Linked DNA regions of Homo sapiens: region 2 is linked to region 1. A link is an interaction called in ENCODE POLR2A ChIA-PET data of the cell type or tissue named here. Cell type or tissue: CD4-positive, alpha-beta T cell. All regions are shown on one strand. Links, peaks and the distances in the headings refer to the core of each region. The heading gives the core; the rest is flanking DNA.

Evidence for each region. ChIA-PET counts read pairs that join two places held together with the same protein. Peaks named below come from ENCODE experiments on the same cell type or tissue, not always from the same donor. Only the 100,000 strongest peaks of a DNase experiment are listed, where the experiment ranks them.
Region 2: POLR2A ChIA-PET joins it to region 1 with 11 read pairs; 7 of 35 experiments call an interaction of 5 or more read pairs at or near these places.

Annotation. Positions count from the first base shown.
Region 1 is chr2:239,377,888-239,386,207 of GRCh38, reverse strand. All of the region lies in intron 1 of HDAC4 (histone deacetylase 4), which reads left to right. Among named protein-coding and RNA genes, the nearest start is that of HDAC4, 19 kb to the left of the region's middle. RefSeq lists an enhancer at 1-315. In CD4-positive, alpha-beta T cell, for the core only: no CTCF peak of the experiment used is centred there; DNase peaks (open chromatin) are centred at 4,337 and 5,097; H3K4me3 peaks cover 1,253 bases; H3K27ac peaks cover 1,254 bases.
Region 2 is chr2:239,322,954-239,331,273 of GRCh38, reverse strand. All of the region lies in intron 2 of HDAC4 (histone deacetylase 4), which reads left to right. Among named protein-coding and RNA genes, the nearest start is that of MIR4269, 22 kb to the right of the region's middle. In CD4-positive, alpha-beta T cell, for the core only: no CTCF peak of the experiment used is centred there; a DNase peak (open chromatin) is centred at 4,203; H3K27ac peaks cover 1,633 bases.

The sequences.
Region 1 (8,320 bases), core at 291-8,290:
GACCTGACAGTGGCTCTGAACCTCCGAGACACAGGCCCCAGCCTCTCTTCCCTGTGCTCCGACTCTCAGCCTTCCTTCTCTGCCCTGGTCCTGGCATCCTGTGGCTCATCATTGTCTAGAGTAAAACGCAGGCCCCTCTGCCTTGCCTGCCGGGTCTTCCAGGGTTTGGCCCAGCCTCCCCGACCCAGATTCCTTCTCCCTCATCCTTGGGTCTGGCCACATTGTTTAGCCCTTGTTTAGGGCACACCTGAGCTTTCCTGTCCCTGGGCCTCTGTTTACCTTGCCTCCGGGGCTTGTTTGGGGCTCCCAGAGCAGAGCTGTAGGAGACTGTCTTGGACCGCTTTCCGGGGCCCAGTGGCCTCTTTTTGATTCTGTACCGGCAGGAAGGGTCATCACAGCCTCCGTGGCTTCCTCGGCACTCACCGTGGCTTGCCTGGCCTCCTGTCCCCTTTGTGAGTTGTAGTGAGTAATGGACGAGGCTGCAGTCAGGCTCCCTGTGTCCTGTTGTATCACATGGTCCTTCTGGGGCTCCTGGGGTGGCGTCTGTAGAATCAGGGACAGGCGTGTGCGTGTTCCTTATCACAGGCCGGCTTTGCCCACTGGTAGGCTGTGCTGTGCACGTGAAGCTGCAAGGGCTCCTGGCACAGGCAGGCAGGGGGCTTGAGGCTGAGACTTCAGAGGGAACAGGGGCCCCTGTGGCCACTCATTTCCATGCTCTAGCTCTGCCTTCCCGCTCTGGCCACCAACAGGGAGCCGGGTGGAGGCAGAGCTTCCCCGCTGCTGAGCTGGGCAGAGTCGTGGGCCAGGAGCCTCCTTTTCTTCAGTCCTCGGAGGTGACCCGGAGGCCCCCGGAACCTCCTGACACTGCCAGCCAGTGCTTCCTCCTGCTGAGAGCAGCCAGCCCGCTGTGTGCCCCCATGTACTGAGCTCCAAGAGTGTCGCCTCTGGCTAAGGGAAGCTGAGGGCAAGGCTTCTTCCTGAGGCTTGGAGGAGACCTTTCAGCTGAGGTGCTGGGGATGCTGGGGAGAGGGCCTCCACGCAAAGCAGTCAGGGGCTATGGGCCTCCGATTGTGCCAGTCCTGTGGAGGCGGCCGGGAAGCAAGGTGCCCTTCTCAGGAGAGAGAGCCAAGATGGAAGGGAAGGGATGGGAAGGGCTCTTCCATGGAAGCCTTGTCCCTGTCCCTGTGCACAAAATGTCCGCAGTTCTGTTCTCCTGTATCCTGGCTCGCTGGAGCCCTTGGGTGTGCACCTCCCCATCAGTTTCTGGGCCCGGTGGGGTGCAGAGAGGAGCCCTGAGCCCCTCCTCAGGTCCTGCCTGTGTCTCATCTTCCTGGTGCTTGGTCCGAGGGCTGATGTATTTGGAAGTTTTATTTAAGCTGTTGTATTGTTAAAGTGTCATCTTTGTATGTGTTTGAATACAAATCGGCATTTTAGGGATCAGAAGCAGGGGACAGAGCCGTGGGGTATATGGTGCTGGGGCCATGTCCACTGAAACAAAGCAGACTCATTGTTGCCGCCTAGGACCCATTCCTTCGGATGCAGGGCAGTTTTCCCTTCTCTTTCTTTTCTTCCGTTTCCTTTGCCTTTTTCTGAGATAGAGCCTTGATCTGTTGTGCAGGCCGGAGTGCAGTGGGACAATCATGGCTCACTGCCGCCTTGACCTCTTGGGCTCTCTCCATCTGCCTGCCTCAGCCTCCTGAGTAGCTGGGACTACAGGCGTGCACCACCACATCTGGCTTTTTTTTTTTTTTTTTTTGTAGAGACAGGGGTCTCACTATGTTGTCCAGGCTGGTCTTGAGCTCCTGGTCTCAAGGGATCCTCCCACCTAGGCCACCTAAAGTTCTGGGATTACAGGTGTAAGCCACCATGCCTAGCCTCAGTTTTCTTTTTCATTAAACATTTCCATATGATAGAGAGAGGTACTAAAATATGTCATTTCGAATGTGGCTTTAGGGAGATCATGGATCTTTTCAGCCCACGCAGGTATCCCAGATTACGAACAGCTGATACAGAGGACCTGGGATCTGGGCATCCCCTAATATTAGCCTGGGTGTCTTTCCCATCGATGTGGTGTGCAGCCAGGTCCCCCTGGGTTTTCTGCCTTTGCAGAGCACGATGGAGGGTTGCCCACGAGCTGCTTCTCTGTCTGTGTCCGGGCTGTTCGTGGCTTCCCATTAGAGGCGAGAGTGGACTGCGCCTCGTTACTCACGTCAGTAGGCCTCTCGCACGGTGCCCAGGTGCCAGCGATGGCAGCTCTTCCAGCCGCCCTGCCCTCCAGTGGCTCTCACGTCTGTCCTTGTCTGGCCTTGTTGGCGGGGCTGATGCTGTCTGGGGGACTCTGTGGGACTGTGTGGATGAGCTTCATCCTGTCTGCATCCTGTTTCCACTTTGTATCATTTTTCTCACTTTCCAGTCTCTGTTGTCCATTCCTGCCCCGGCCATCGTTGAGGGAGGGGCCATCAGCTGGCCCGAGGCAGTGCTCTACCCTGCCCCCCACCCCACGCCCTTGAGTGAGAGCTGCTGAGGCGGTGTCGTTGCCGCGCTTTCTCCCACCAGGTACAGAGAGGGAATAAATGGTAATGGATTGATCGGGCGCTCTTTGAGCGTATTGGGTTTGCAAAACTAACTGCTTCCTTGTTGCTTCATTGTGGCCCAGACTGCGCTTGCCGTGGGTTTCTCTGTGGCGCTCAGAGGAGCCAGTTGAGGAGGCACCTGTTCCGGCTGAGTGCTTAAGAAGCCGACCTCTGCCACCCCTGCCCCTGCCTGCCCACATGTCATCAGATCTGTTTCCAAGCCCTGCTCCATCTCCCGAGAGGCAGCTTTATCCTTCTTTCAGATTCTGAACTCACAGACACTGACGTTTGTCCAGCCTCCAAGCGAGGATCTGCTCAGTGGTTATGCACTTTACGGGAAGGTGCAGGGCTCAGAGCAGTGCCAGGGCCTCCTGCTTGTGAGGGGCATCATGGTGGAGGATTCCCCCTGTGGGCTGGAGCCAGGGTCAGGGGTGGCCACGGGAAACAAGCACATCTTCCTCGACAAGGGGAGCCTTTGGGTGAGCGGGGTGAGATCCGTGAACTGGACTGTGAGACCGTGTTGGAGAACACTGGGTATTAAGCCAACCATGCCTGTAACGTGGGCAGTTACACAGTGAAATGAACACTTCACTTGAGTTGTTAGAAAGTGTAAGCTGTTGCTCACGCCTGTAATCCCAGTACTTTGGGAGGCCGAGGTGGGTGGATCACCTGAGGTCAGGAGTTCACGACCAGCCTGGTCAACATGGTGAAACCCCATCTCTACTAAAAAAAATACAAAAAAGTTAGCCAGTCGTGGTGGCTCATGCCTGTAACTCCAGCTACTCAGGAGGCTGAGGCAAGAGAATTGCTTGAACCTGGATGGCTGAGGTTGCAGTGAGCCGGGACCGCAACATTGCACTCCAGCCTGGGCAACAAGAACCAAACTGCGTCTAAAAAAAAAAAAAGAAAAAGAAAGTGTAAGCTGTTAAAGAAAGCTCCCATCACGGTGGGCTGGCTTTTCCTGGCCTGGCCCCACCCACAGGACCCCTGGGCTGTTTCTCCCCTTTGTGGGGAGGAGTCAGGGAAGCCCTGTTTGGGGGCCCATGTAGAGGGCAGAGCACTGTGGCTCCGGGGTTCAGTCTCTGAGACGTGGCCCATCTGGGTCACTCTGGGTGGTCCTACCCATTACATGATCAGAAAGGCACAAAGTAGAAAATGTGTATCTTGTATTGCCTGAGAGTTTTATTAAAGCATTTCCAGTATCATTAATATTAGAGGAACTAAATTGGTAGAATAGATCAGCAATACAAATAAGCAGTTGCTGTAATTGGGAAAAATACTAATGATTTAATTTGCATATGTGGCAGAAGCGACGTTTTATGATTGCTTTGATAATAAAAGACAGGCTGAGTATCACCAATGCACGCAAATAAAGAATCCATTAATTCTATTCATTTAAAAAAATGGTATTCCCAGCTTCTGCAGCGACAGTTTAACAATTAGCGTGCCTAATTTTAATCTGTTACGTGGGTGCAGGTCCTGACTAACTTGGGAAGGCAGCTCCTGCTGGTGTGAGTCTGTGCTGTCGCTGATTGTGCTGAGGAATATGGAGATCCCAGCCCTTGGGGAAGCAGAGCCCTTGGCCCTAGGGAGCCGTATGTGATCTGTATCACTGTTGGCTTTGGGGGCCTGAGCAACTGGGACTGTGTTGCCCTGGCTTCCAAAGCCCAGTGAGCAGTCTCAGCTGATGGAGTGTGTGTGTGTGACGTGGAACTGGGGGGCGGTGACTTCAGTCACTCTGGCTTGAGTCTATTTTAGGGGATCTCTCGCCTAGGAGGTTTTGCACCCTCCTCCCCCAGGGGACATTTGTCAGTGTCTGGAGACAGTTTTGGTTGTCACATCTGGGGGCGTGGTACTGGCCTGTAGTAGTTTGAAGCCAGGGTTGCCACTGAACATTCTACAGCACATGGGACAATGAATTGTCCGTCGCAAATGTCATTGGTACCTAGGGTGAGAAGCTCTCTTGTCATTAAGTCCAGAACATGAGCATTTATTTAGCATTAGAAGTAAATGGCACCGCATTTGCCCAGTATGGATTTTGTTCCACTGTACAGTCATAGAACTTAAATAGTAATTTTGAAAACTCTTGGGACAAGTTACATACATCATTTACCAGCTTGGGGGTGAGGAAATGAAACCAGCTTTCATTTACATTTTTTTGCATGTGAATAAAATGTACCTTTCTCCTCTCCTTTTCGTTTCTTTTCATTTCTCCATCTCTTTCAGATTTGAAAAATGGGTTTCGATTCCCCAGAACTTACATTTTCCCAGCCAGAGCGTGTTTTGCATGCAGATGTAGTTCGAGATAACAAAGAGGCATGTTTGTGTTGTAGTGACTACATAAAAAGAAAGGATATTGCTGAATTGTAAATTGCATTTTTAGAATATGCTAAAACGAAGCACTGAGAGTCATTTGTCTTCACTGCAGCTCAGCTCACTGCGTGTTTTCATTGTAGTGATTGAGGAAGGCGGTCGCGGGAGGCAGCTCCGTGACTCTTGGTTCCTAGACGGTTTCCTTCCTCAGAGCATCGCGTGTACGTCACGTGTTCAGGTGACAGCTCAGTCACCATAAATATACTTTAAACATCCTGATGTGTGTGTTGTGTGTGGGATGCTGTTGTTTCAGTCACTGCCAGTCATTTTCTCAGCTATCAGGACGTGAACCCGTGTTTGCTCCTTGCATCCGGGAGGCGCTGCTGAGGGGTGACCTCGATCCACAGGAAGTGTGCGCTGTGTACGGGAACGTTTAAACCGGGCATCCCTCGTTTTCTGAGATGGGACGTGAAGGCCGAGTGGAGATCGGTAGGCAGCAGCAATGCCTCTGAAGTTGGGGACAAAGCGGGAAAGAATCCATGTGAACAAGCAGTTTGGGCAATTTATTTGATTGTGTGTGTGTTTCCGGCTTTTAAATATAAAAAAAATTTTCAATTGTGGTAAGAAACACCTAACAAAATTAACCATTGTAACCATTTGTTAGTGTACAGTTCAGCAGTGTTAATTATATTCACGTGGTTGTGCACCCAATTTCTAGAATTTTTTCATCTTGCAAAACTGAAGCTATTAACATACACCCATTAAATAGCTATTCAATTAGAGTTTTTAAAGGCAGGTGGTTCTTCTGAAACACAAGGTTACTGTCAGGCCCGTGGTGAACTCAAATGTTTGCTAACTATAGAGAGAAAGATGGGAAAAAACAAATGTTTATACATACAATAACTATAGCTACACATAGATAAAATATGTCTATATTATCAATATAGAATACATAGTAAATGTGTATTTATAACATATGTATAATTTAATGTAAATGTACATTAAATACATGAATTATATAAGAAGTTAAATGTGTGCACGGACGTGTGTGTGCATATGCCCATCCTCGATTTACCCAAAGACGCGGGCCATTGCAGAGCTCGCGCATTCCGCAGTGGGATTTCTTCTTATTCCTCTGGTCCAGATCTCCAGAACTGATTGTGCTGTTTTCTTTCTCTGAATGAATCGAGCCTCATGAGGGCCCTCTTGGCTCTGGCACCCATGGGCCCACGCCGCGCCCCCGACCCCAGGTCTCATCCCCTTTTTCGTGCACGCCCTCCCAGCCCAGTGGAGTCTTGGCGCCCCCGGCTGGATGGCAGGCTGGCCACACTCCACCACGGGCCAGATGGAGCCTGCAGTCTGCATCCGCTTCCCCCCGAGTCACCCCGCAGCCAGGTCCGGAGCATTCCACTGTCTCCCTATCCCACTGTCAGTGTCTGCGTGCAGGTGCTGAGCCTGGCTTGGTGTTCTTCTGTCCTTTGTTTCCTGTGACCCTGTGGTGAGTGTGACCCCGTGGTGGGGCAGGGGCTGCTCTCTGGCCTTCCCAGTGGAGAGGATGAGCAAGGGGCCCCGGCAGCCGATGGGGGGCTTGGAGAAAGGGCGCTTACCCCACCCTGGGGCTCCTTGGGGCTGCCAGGGGAATGGTGCCCAGGCTGGCTCTGAAGATAGGGTAAGATGACTGGGCCACCAAGGTGGGGGCTGTGGGGAGCGCTAGGGAGGCCCTGCCAGGAGCCGGTGCCCTGAGAGCAGGGCGGGCACTGGGCCAGCTCAGGCCGAGGGGACCTGCCAGACCCCTCCTGGGAGCTTGGACCTCCTTGGGTAAGAAGGAGCAGACCTTGATGGGGCTGGGCTGGGGCTGTGCTTGAGGGACTGGAGGGTGACAGGCAGAAGAGGGCAGTGGCTCCACAACGGGTAGACGGGGTGAGTCTTGGTGTCTGTCAGTGACTGCCAGCATGCCCAGCATCATCACACGCTCTGCTTTCTCCTGGCACCGGCCTGGTGCGTCTCCCCGGGGCTCGCCCACCTGCGCGGGAGCCAGCACTTGCAGGGACCCACCTTCCTGGGTTGGTCACCTGGCTTCCTTCCTCTCCACCCCCAGCGCCCACTCCCCCTGGCTGGACTCTCCCTCTGTCCTCCGAGGAACAGCTTTTCTTGGCGGCCTCCACCCCCAGCTCCTGCCTTCCTGGAGTGACTTGCCCCTGGGCTCCCTGTCACTTCTGAATTACTTAGCCTGAGGAGCGTTTCTTCCCTTTGTGTCTCCTTCCCTAGGGCACTTCCTCTTTACCTTCCCGTCCCACCCCTGCGGCTGACACTGAAGATTCTGCTGTGTGCCAGTGAGTGAGCGGGCCCAGCATGGGACACTTTTCCTTGGAAATGAGGGGAAAGAGGGCTGCTTCCTGGGGAACTAGACAGAGCTTGGCAGTCTTCGAGGAGGCCTGGTGTGTCCTCTTTGTTCGAAAGACTGTTTTGCCTCAGGCCAAATTGTCCGACTCTGCCAAGGCAGGAAGGAGAGTAGGAGATGCATGGATCCCTCAAGTGAACAAGAGAAGAGCCCAGGACATGCCGGGGTCATTGGTTGCTGGGGTCATTGGTTCCTGGGGTTATTGGTTCCCGGGGTTATTGGTTCCCGGGTTCATTGGTTCCCGGGGTCATTGGTTCCCGGGGTCATTGGTTCCCGGGGTTCTTGGTTCCCGGGGTTCTTGGTTCCCGGGGCCGTTTCAGGCCACCTCTGGCTCCTGAGAGCGAGGGGAGCCCATGGAGGCCTGCAGAGGAGAGTGGGAGGTGAGGACAGGGACCTCTGGATATGGCCCTCAACAGTACGATGGTCCTTGTGATGCTGCCATCTGGGTGGTGCACGTTCAGTGTGGGTGCCAGCCCTGGCGCAGTGTCAGAACAGCCGTGGTCACGTTGAGCATGTGACTCAGCTCTTCGTTCCCCGGGGCCAACGCCTTCCCTCTTCCAGGCCATCATCGTGTGGACCCCAGCTGCCAACTCCGTCTCCATCCTGGACTCTGCTTTAGTGCCCTCCCCACCCTGGTCACCGCTGGACTTTATGTGCCTGGGTGCTCGTCTCCCCCAGGAAGGAAGGAAGTCCCCAAGCTGTCACGGATGCCCACTGGGCTGCTCTTCGACAGACGCCTCAGGGTCCAAGAGGTGTCTCCCGGGCCAGATCTATGTGCACAGGGCATGTCCCCAGGCTGAGAGGGGCACCCACCTGCCGCTGGCATTCCCCGGATGTTGGCTGAGTGGAGGGGCACCGCGTTTGCTGGACAGAGGGGATGCCTCAGGACGCGACGTCTCCCCTGGAGGACAATGGCCATAATTCTTTTTGAAAACCAGGCATTTTGATGTCCATAGAACTCCTATTTCAGGGAAAATTAGAGGTCCTTGAGGTGGGTGTAAAACCAAGCAGGTGGGGCGCTCCCCCTGTGGCA
Region 2 (8,320 bases), core at 185-8,184, 55 kb after region 1:
CCGTTTTCCCCTCGAATATGAAGGAAGAATTCATTCCAGATTTAGCTTTAGGAATCATGTGCAGGACGTTGAGTTTCGTGCCATCAATGTCACGACAGTGCTGGCCGCGCTTTGCTCCGATGGCCCATCAGCCCCGCTTCCTCCTGGGCAGGCTGAGAGCTTCACTTGGCCGCTCTCTCAGTATGTCCTCTGGGCTGTATTCAGGCATATCTGCCTTCCTCCCCACTCCGAATTTCGGGCAGCCAAGGTCAGGCAGGTTGGGAATGCGCACGCACAGGGCAGCAGGTCTGTGTCAGCAGCGTGGCATGTGGGGCTGGGGTGGCAGCACAGCCTGTCCTCTTCAGTGGCCTTTTTGGGATGGAGAAGGCTGAGGGTGAGATCTCTTTTGCCACATTAAACCAAAGTGGTTGGGTTACAAATACCACGTTTAGTATACTACGTTTAAAAGTATATTTTATTCAGTATAATTGCTCACTTAAAACATTTAAAGATAAATATACTTGTATTGACACATTGAATTACAGATAGTCTAGTAAGGAAGCCAGCGATTTTTCTCCCTGTAGAAGGCCAGGCCTCATGACCAGGGGATGTTAGCATTATGGGGAAGCAGCCATTTTGTTTGTCAGAATCAGCATCCTCCTCTGAGATAAGAAAACAGAGTGTGAAGGTTGGCTGACCTGTGCCACTTCTGCCACGTGGCTGCCTTCAACCACTGTGCGCGGTCACTGGCAGCCTGTTCAGTGTTGGTGGAGAAGAGCTTCTTGGAGCGGAAGTCCAGGCCAGTGTTCGGTGGGGCCAGAGTTCAGGTGTCCTTGGTGAGCCACACTCCTTCCTGTCGCCCTCTTGCAGTCCTGATTGCCAGGTTGCTGGCTGCAGGCCCCAGTGGCCCTTGCTCAGGCCTTTGGAACCAGGCAGGGTTAGCAGCTGCCACTCCCTCGCGGGGTCTCCTGTGAGGCATCTCTTCCTTTGGCACAGGGTCCCCCTGGGGCCTGGTTGGACCTCCCCTTCCCGATGCTCCTATGGAAAGCTGGCAGTTGGGCCACTTGGCACCACTCCCAGTGTCCCTCTGGCTCTCCTGTGGCTCTCCCATGGCTCTCCAGGCAGCTGTACCTGGCCTGCATACGGCCTCCGGCCATCGGCTCTGTGGCCGCTGATCCAGGCCCCTACAAGTTTGATTCTGCCCCGTCATCTCAGTGAGACAGGCACAGCCTCTGCAGCAGCAGCTTGGGCTTGGAGGGCAGGGGCCACGTCGGGCCAGCAGCTCCTCTCCAGCTTTCTGCACACCCCTCCTCCCACCAGGACACCCCTCCTCCTTGCTCCCCCATTCCTGCTCCGGCTGGGGGAGGGAAGCTGGCATCACACAGACACCCGTGGCCGCCTCCCACTAGGCTTCTGCTCCCTTCTCTGAGACATGGGGCTCCTAAGAGACTTCACCTTATAGGGTTGTCGTGAAGATCCAGTGAGGCAGGCACGGAGCCCAGCGCCTGTTCCTGCCCAGGGATGTCAGCTGCTGTCCTCCTGTTGGGATCCAGAACCCTTTGTAGCCCAGCCCAGGCCCTGAGTGTCTGGCAAGGTTTAGTTTAGTCAGCCTTGTCAGACTCATGCCCTTTTTGATAAATATAAATAACCTGTGTCCTTCAGTGTTTGAAATTTCAGAATAACTTGGACATCAGATCACAAAACAAATGGAGCACGGGTGTCTGTGTGATGCCAGCTTCCCTCCCCCAGCCGGAGCAGGAATGGGGGAGCAAGGAGGAGGGGTGTCCCGGTGGGAGGAGGGGTGTGCAGAAAGCTGGAGAGGAGCTGCTGGCCCGACGTGGCCCCTGCCCTCCCAGCCCAAGCTGCTGCTGCAGAGGCTGTGCCTGTCTCACTGAGATGACGGGGCAGAATCAAACTTGTATGTTTTACCTTTTTTTCTCTTTTGGTGATGAGTGATGGTAAACCATAAAACTCAACTCCTGAGAAAGGAATTTTACTAGCAGATAATGGAGGGTTCCTGTCATTCCAATAGGAGGACCCGCCTTTGGGGTCTGCACAGCTGGTGGGGTCCCCGTGGACCCCTTCTGAGTCCTTCTGGGAGTGGGCTAGCCCAGGATCGGCTGGTGGGGAGGTAGCTGCACTGGGGGGGATGTGGGGGGTTGGCATTGCAGGACCTTCCATGCCGCCTGCCTCCATCTGGGGCCAGGAGTTGGCCCTGGGCTCTGCCTGTGGGTCCTGGGTGTGCTGCTGCTGCCTGGTGGCCTGGGCCTGGAGGAAGGAGCTCAGCTTACACTCCCAGCCTTTCAGGCAGGTTCGCAGCAGCCAAGTGGTTTCTTAAAAAGAATTCCTCCTCCCTTGATTAATTTCTGGCATGCTGCTTCGGGGAGCTCTTGCGTCAGTAAATCGTCATAAACCCCCAGTTGTCTGGATCAGACATAAACACCAAGCCCAGCTCCACCGCTCCTGACTCTTGGCCAGGGCTGGCCTGCCCTCTGAGCTCCGGGCTGGGCTGCTGGAGATAAAGAGGGCCAGCGGGCGCCCGAGAGGTCAGGCGTATGGCTGCACCCGACAAAGTCCTTTTCTCAGAGGTGCCGAGCCTGGCAGTTCGGATGTGTGCTGTGCTCGCTGGGGGAGGATGCCGGGCACAGATGTGATTTATTTCCTGAAATGTTTGGTGTTTCTTTTTCCTCCCCCACCAGCTCCCCACTCTCATGGATAGGATGTTTTCCTCGTTGGGAGTATTTGCCTCCTTCCAGTGGGCATTCTGTAGGGGTTAAGAAAGATCCCTGTGTGTGAGGCTTGCACAGTGTTACATTCAGGTCTGGGAAACTCAGGGGCTGGACAGCAAGTACCTCACTGTCCAGATCTCAAGGACAGAATGCCTTACAGAATGCTTCCTGTTGCTCACAGCAAACCTCATCTTAAGGCCTTTTCAGCAGCGTTTGAGATCGTCAGGAGGTCCCGGACTACATTCATCCTGCCCTTGTTTTTGTAGAACATTTTTCATCTGGGGTACCCGTGAAGAGGCCAGAAGCCTGGGAGCTGGGTTCCCCACAGTCCTGGGTTACCGGGGAGCACACTTGGGCCAGCGCCAGGGCTCCTCCAGGGTGGCTAGAAGAAAGAACTTGGGCCTCCAGTCATTTCAGGGCTGATTCAGGCATTTGGCAAGTATTGATTGAGCCCCTGCTATAGGTGGATGGTGGGAATGTGTGGCTTTCAGCGTGTCATCCAGCTTACATTGCTCAGGGCGGGGACCAGTCACTGGCAGATGTGGAGGGATGTGCAGTGAGGGGCCTTGTGGACAGGGCCAGGCATGGGCCTGTACAGACATTCAGAAGAAATGGCAGCCACCCCAGGCCCCTGGATGGTGTGTATGCGGGGAGAGCATGGGAAGGAAGACTGTCCAGAGACTGTCCAGGGGCCTCTGCTGGATGTTAGCTTGCAGGGAGCAGTGTGGGCCAGGAACCAGGCAGGGCTTGGCCATGCCCATGAATTTGGCCAGGGTGTCTCTAGGCTTGCTCTGGGTTTCCGAGGGCCTGCAGGGCACAGGCACGCTTTGGGGAGGCTGTCAGGCCCTGGTTCTGAGTCCCATCCTGTGAGCCAGGCAGTCTCTCTGGGAAAGCCCTGTAGGCAGAAGGGCAGTCCCGGGCCAAGTCTGGGCTGGCTGGCTGGGGGCTAGCGTCTGATTTCAAGATTGCAGTTTCGACTTGTTTTCTGCCTATGCACATAAACTGTGGTATGAACCAAATTTAAGGGAGTTTCATGAATGAAAAAAAGTCCAGGCTGTCTACGATAATTAACTTTGTGTGTAAAATTGAGAAAAGACTTCCGTATTGTAGCTGAGGGGCAGAACAGCTGAGTTTCACTCGCTGGACACCTGGGCTCTGCAGAGCAGGTTCTGAGGGCAGGGGACCTGGGCCCCAGTTTCTGAGCTGCATGGGGGTGCCTCCCAACCCCTGGGGAAGGGGAGGAACGTTCATCGGGCCCCGGCTTGCCTTATTCATGCCATTGGCTCAGCCGAGCCCTGGGCCACCCCGTGGGAAAGGCACACCCTCCCTCCCAGGTGGGTACGGCTAGGCTCCCAGGGCAAAGCCAGGTGCCCCAGGAAACCCAGCTGCCAGCAGAGCCAGGCGAGGCTGCCGCCTTCTGACCCCAGGCTCTTGTGGCTTCCTTGGGGCTCTGCTTCTCAGATTCTGAAACATTTGTTCAGCGAAGGCAGTTGGTGAATCATCCTAGTCAGGGTTTTTTTCCAGAAACAGGTGCACCGCCAGTGAGTGATGTGGTCTCGTTCAGACTGTGCCTCTCATGCCTGCACTCATGGCCTGGGAAGGTCGTACCCCTGGGCCTGTTGTGCACTTCTCTTTAGCAGTATGACAGGGGTGACCTCTGTGTGCTTGGGGGTGGCATGTGAACTGCCCCACAGGCTCCCATCAGCATTCAGAGAGGCCTCAGGTGCGGTGGATGTGGGGGTCTCGGACCAGAGAAGCAGCCAGCTGCTGGCTCGCTGGGATGCCCATGGCCCCAGAAGTATCTAGCAAATCATAGAGAGTTTAAAACATACTGCCATCTGTTGTTTTCTTCCAACTCCTTGCTTTGCCATTTATTCTGTCTTGAAGATTATTTCATATCAGTTAATAAAGCAATCCCTGATTCTTTTAATAAATAACATATTTCTTTTTAATTCTTGAAATAACACTTGGGTGTTGTTTCTGTCTACCAACATGTATATTAATTTCTTTGTTCATCATGCTTTTTTATTGTGGTAAAATATACATAACATAAATTTATAATTCTAAGCATTTTGAAGCGCACAGTTCAGTGGCAGTAAATATTTTCCCATTGTTGGGCAACCATCACCACCATCCATTCCCAGAACGTTTTCATCTTCCCGAACAGAAACTCCATACCTAGTAAACAATCCTGTTTCCCTCCCTCTGGCTGCGGCACCCACCATTCACCATTCTGCTTTCTCAGCGAATCTGACTCCTCTAGGGCCCTTCTGTGAATGGACTTGTATTTGTCCTTTTGTGCGTGGCTTCTTTCACTTGGCATAATGTGTCAGGGTTCACTCGTATTGTGGCATGGTCAGAATTTGGTTCCTAAAACTTTTAAGGATGAGCAGTCCATTGTGTGCATACATCACATCTTATTTATTCCATCTCTTGGTGGACCTTTGGGCCGTCTTAACTTTTTGGCCATTGTGACTAATGCTGCTGTGAACATATGTGTACACACGTCTCTGAGTCCCTGCTTTCACATCTTTTGGGTATATACCTTGGAGCAGAATTGTTGAATCCTATGATAATTTTGTGCTTAATTTATTATTATTTTTTTTTCATCCCACTCTGTTGCCCAGCCTGGAGTACAGTGGTACAATCTCGGCTTCCTGCAGCCTCTGTCCCCCGGGGTTCAAGTGACTCTCGTGCTTCAGCCTCCCGAGTAGCTGGGACTACAGACACCCGCCACCACGCCCGGTTAATTTTTGTATTTTTAGTAGAGATGGGGTTTTGCCATGTTGACCAGGCTGGTCTCGAACTCCTGACCACAGGTGATCCACCCGTCTCGGCCTCCCAAAGTGCTGGGATTACAGGCGTGAGCCACCACGCCCAGCCCTGTGTTTAAGTTTTTAGAAACCACCAAAGTGTTTTCCACAACACTGCACCATTTTATGTTCCTGCCCACCACGTATGAGGGTTCCAATTTCTTCACATCCGCACCAATATTTTTTATTTTCCAATTTTGAAATAATAGTCATCCTAGTGAGTGTGAATGGTATCTTATTGTGGTTGTGATTTGTATTTGCCTAATAATTAGTGATGTTGAACATCTTTTCATGTACCTATTGGCCGTTGGCATATTTTCTTTGGATAAATGTCTCTTCACGTCTTTTGCCCATATTTGAATTGGGTTGTTTGTTTTTTTGTTGTTGTGTTGTAGGGGTACTTCATATGTTATAGATATATAATCTGCAAATATCTCCTTCTATTCTGTAGGTTGTCATTTCACTCTCTGGATGGTGTCCTGTGGTGCACAGAAGTTTTTCATTTTGATGAAGTGCAGTTAATCTGTTTTTTGTTGCTTGGCCTTTGATGTCATATCTAAGAAGCCACTGCCAAATCCAAGGTCATGAAGACTAACCCCCTGTGTTTTCTTCTATGAGTTTTATGGTTTTAGTTCTTATATTTAGATCATTGGTGTATTCTGCCTTAAGTTTTGCATATGGTATGAGGTAGGGGTTCAACTTCATTCCTTTGCCTGTGGCAATTTGATGGTCCAGCACCATTTGTTGAAGAGGATGTTGCTTGCCTTTAGCTGCTGTAAGAGAGCATGTGTCTTAGAGGAAAGATCTTGCTCATTTCTGAAGTTGTGCTTTGGAAGTGTCTGAGCTGCAGTTGTTCTTCCTTCCCAGGTCGGTGTAGACTCTGCTCTTCCTAAGCCAGGGCGCTGCAGCCATATTCAGTCTCTTGTTCTTTGGCTCCCGTCCCTGTCGCTGCGTCCCTACAGCAGCACCTCGCCCACGCCCCCTTCTGTTATGGCCTCTCCAAGGGATGGCGAGTTTAACAACAACTGACCAGGGTTTCCACAGGAGACAGAGAACAGGCTTTCTGCAGCGTGGGTTCCCAGTTGTGCTGTGAGCTGTGGTGCCTCGTGAGTGGGGCTCTTCCGACCATCCTGTCACCACTTGCGTCAGAGTCCTGCGTGCTATCTGCCTGGGGGTCCTGAGTGTGCTGGCTGCTGCACTGAAGCGGGTGGGCTGCTGAGCAGGAAGCCACAGCATGCCACGCAGGCACTTTGGCTTTGCTTGGCCCCTGGAGAGCAAACACATAATGGCAATAGGCTTTACAGGGAGTAGGATTTATTTACTTTATCTGAAGGAGTTTAAAAATTGCTATTGTTCTCTTGGCTTTTAATTTTCACTCTCACCAGCCTTTCTGTTCAGGATACTGTGCGGTGAGGACCTCTTTCTCCATGTTAAGTTCGCACTGGTGAGTTGTGGCAGGATTGGTTTTCTTGTAGGATGGCTCAGGGCTGTGTTTCTTTCAGCTAATTGTGGCTACATTTTTGCCTTTGCGTGTCCAATTTGGGTTTCAAATTCAGGATTGTCCAAGTACTCTATGTTTGAAAATATTTTCCAGAGACCCCAGATTTCTTATTTATGTGCGTTAGTTACTTTTTAATTTTTTCAGCTGCCTTCTAGTTTCACACCTTCAATTGTGCTAATCCTTCGCATTTTAAAAGTTACACCAGCCTTTGTCAGTGTTTCATCAGTGCATACCGTAGCGCATGTGGTCCCGTTCAGATGCACTTTCTGTGGCCTGGATTCTAGGGGAAGCAATAGAGGATATATTTCATTCTGAAATTTGCACTGTTTCTTTTTTAAGTTAAATATTTCAACAGCAATGGATGTTCTTGTCTTTTTTTAGAAAAAATAAAAATGAATGTTTTTGTGGCGCTTCTGCCTGCTTGAGTGGCAGCGTTTTTTCCCTGTGCAGGCCCCCAGGTGTGTGTGATTGGCTGCCCCGGGGCCCCGTGACAGGGGATGCTTTTTGAGCTCTCACCGGCATCTTCCTCCTTAAATCCAGATTGGGCGGAGACATGAATTCAGCATTACCTCTCCCATGTCCACACGTGAAGAAGCACTTTCCAGGCGCACACACCTAAGTCGTTGGCCGCGGGTTCTTGGAGGGCGTGGCCTGAGCTCCCAGACGCCTCCTCTCTCACCTAGCACTGCACAGTGCCTTCCACACACAGGCTCTCCGAGGATCTGCCCCATTTATTGCTTTGATTTTGTTGGATGAAAGCAGTTTATTAAATAAATGGGAAAATACTCCCCTTCCCCAGTTTCAAAAGTTAAGATGTAGTCTTTTCTTTACTTAACATCCAACAATGCTGAAAGATGAAAGAAAGGAAAATGCTCTCTTTACCCTGCCAGACCACATTTAGCTGGGAGGCACACAGTTCAGAGAAAGTCACAGGTGACATTTTGTAGATTCTCAAGCAGGAGCTCTCTCTCTTTTTCTCTCTTTCCCTCTTTGTCTCCCCATGTCCATACCTGTACCTATTACATACACGATAGAACAGCAATGGGATTTTTTTGTAGCTCCGTAATATTTCAGTATTTAAAAATCCTCTGTTAATGGGACTTAAATTTTTTGTATAGTAAATAACACCTCAGCGAGCATTGTTGCACATGTGTCTTTATGTTTGGGGCTGGTTGTTCTTATCATGATTGTTTTGTTAGGATAAAGTCCAAGAAACAGAACTGTGGGGACAAGGGGATGCGTGAGTCACCCTCATCATCAAGAGTGAGCCGTTTGTGGCACGTGCACCCCACCCACTA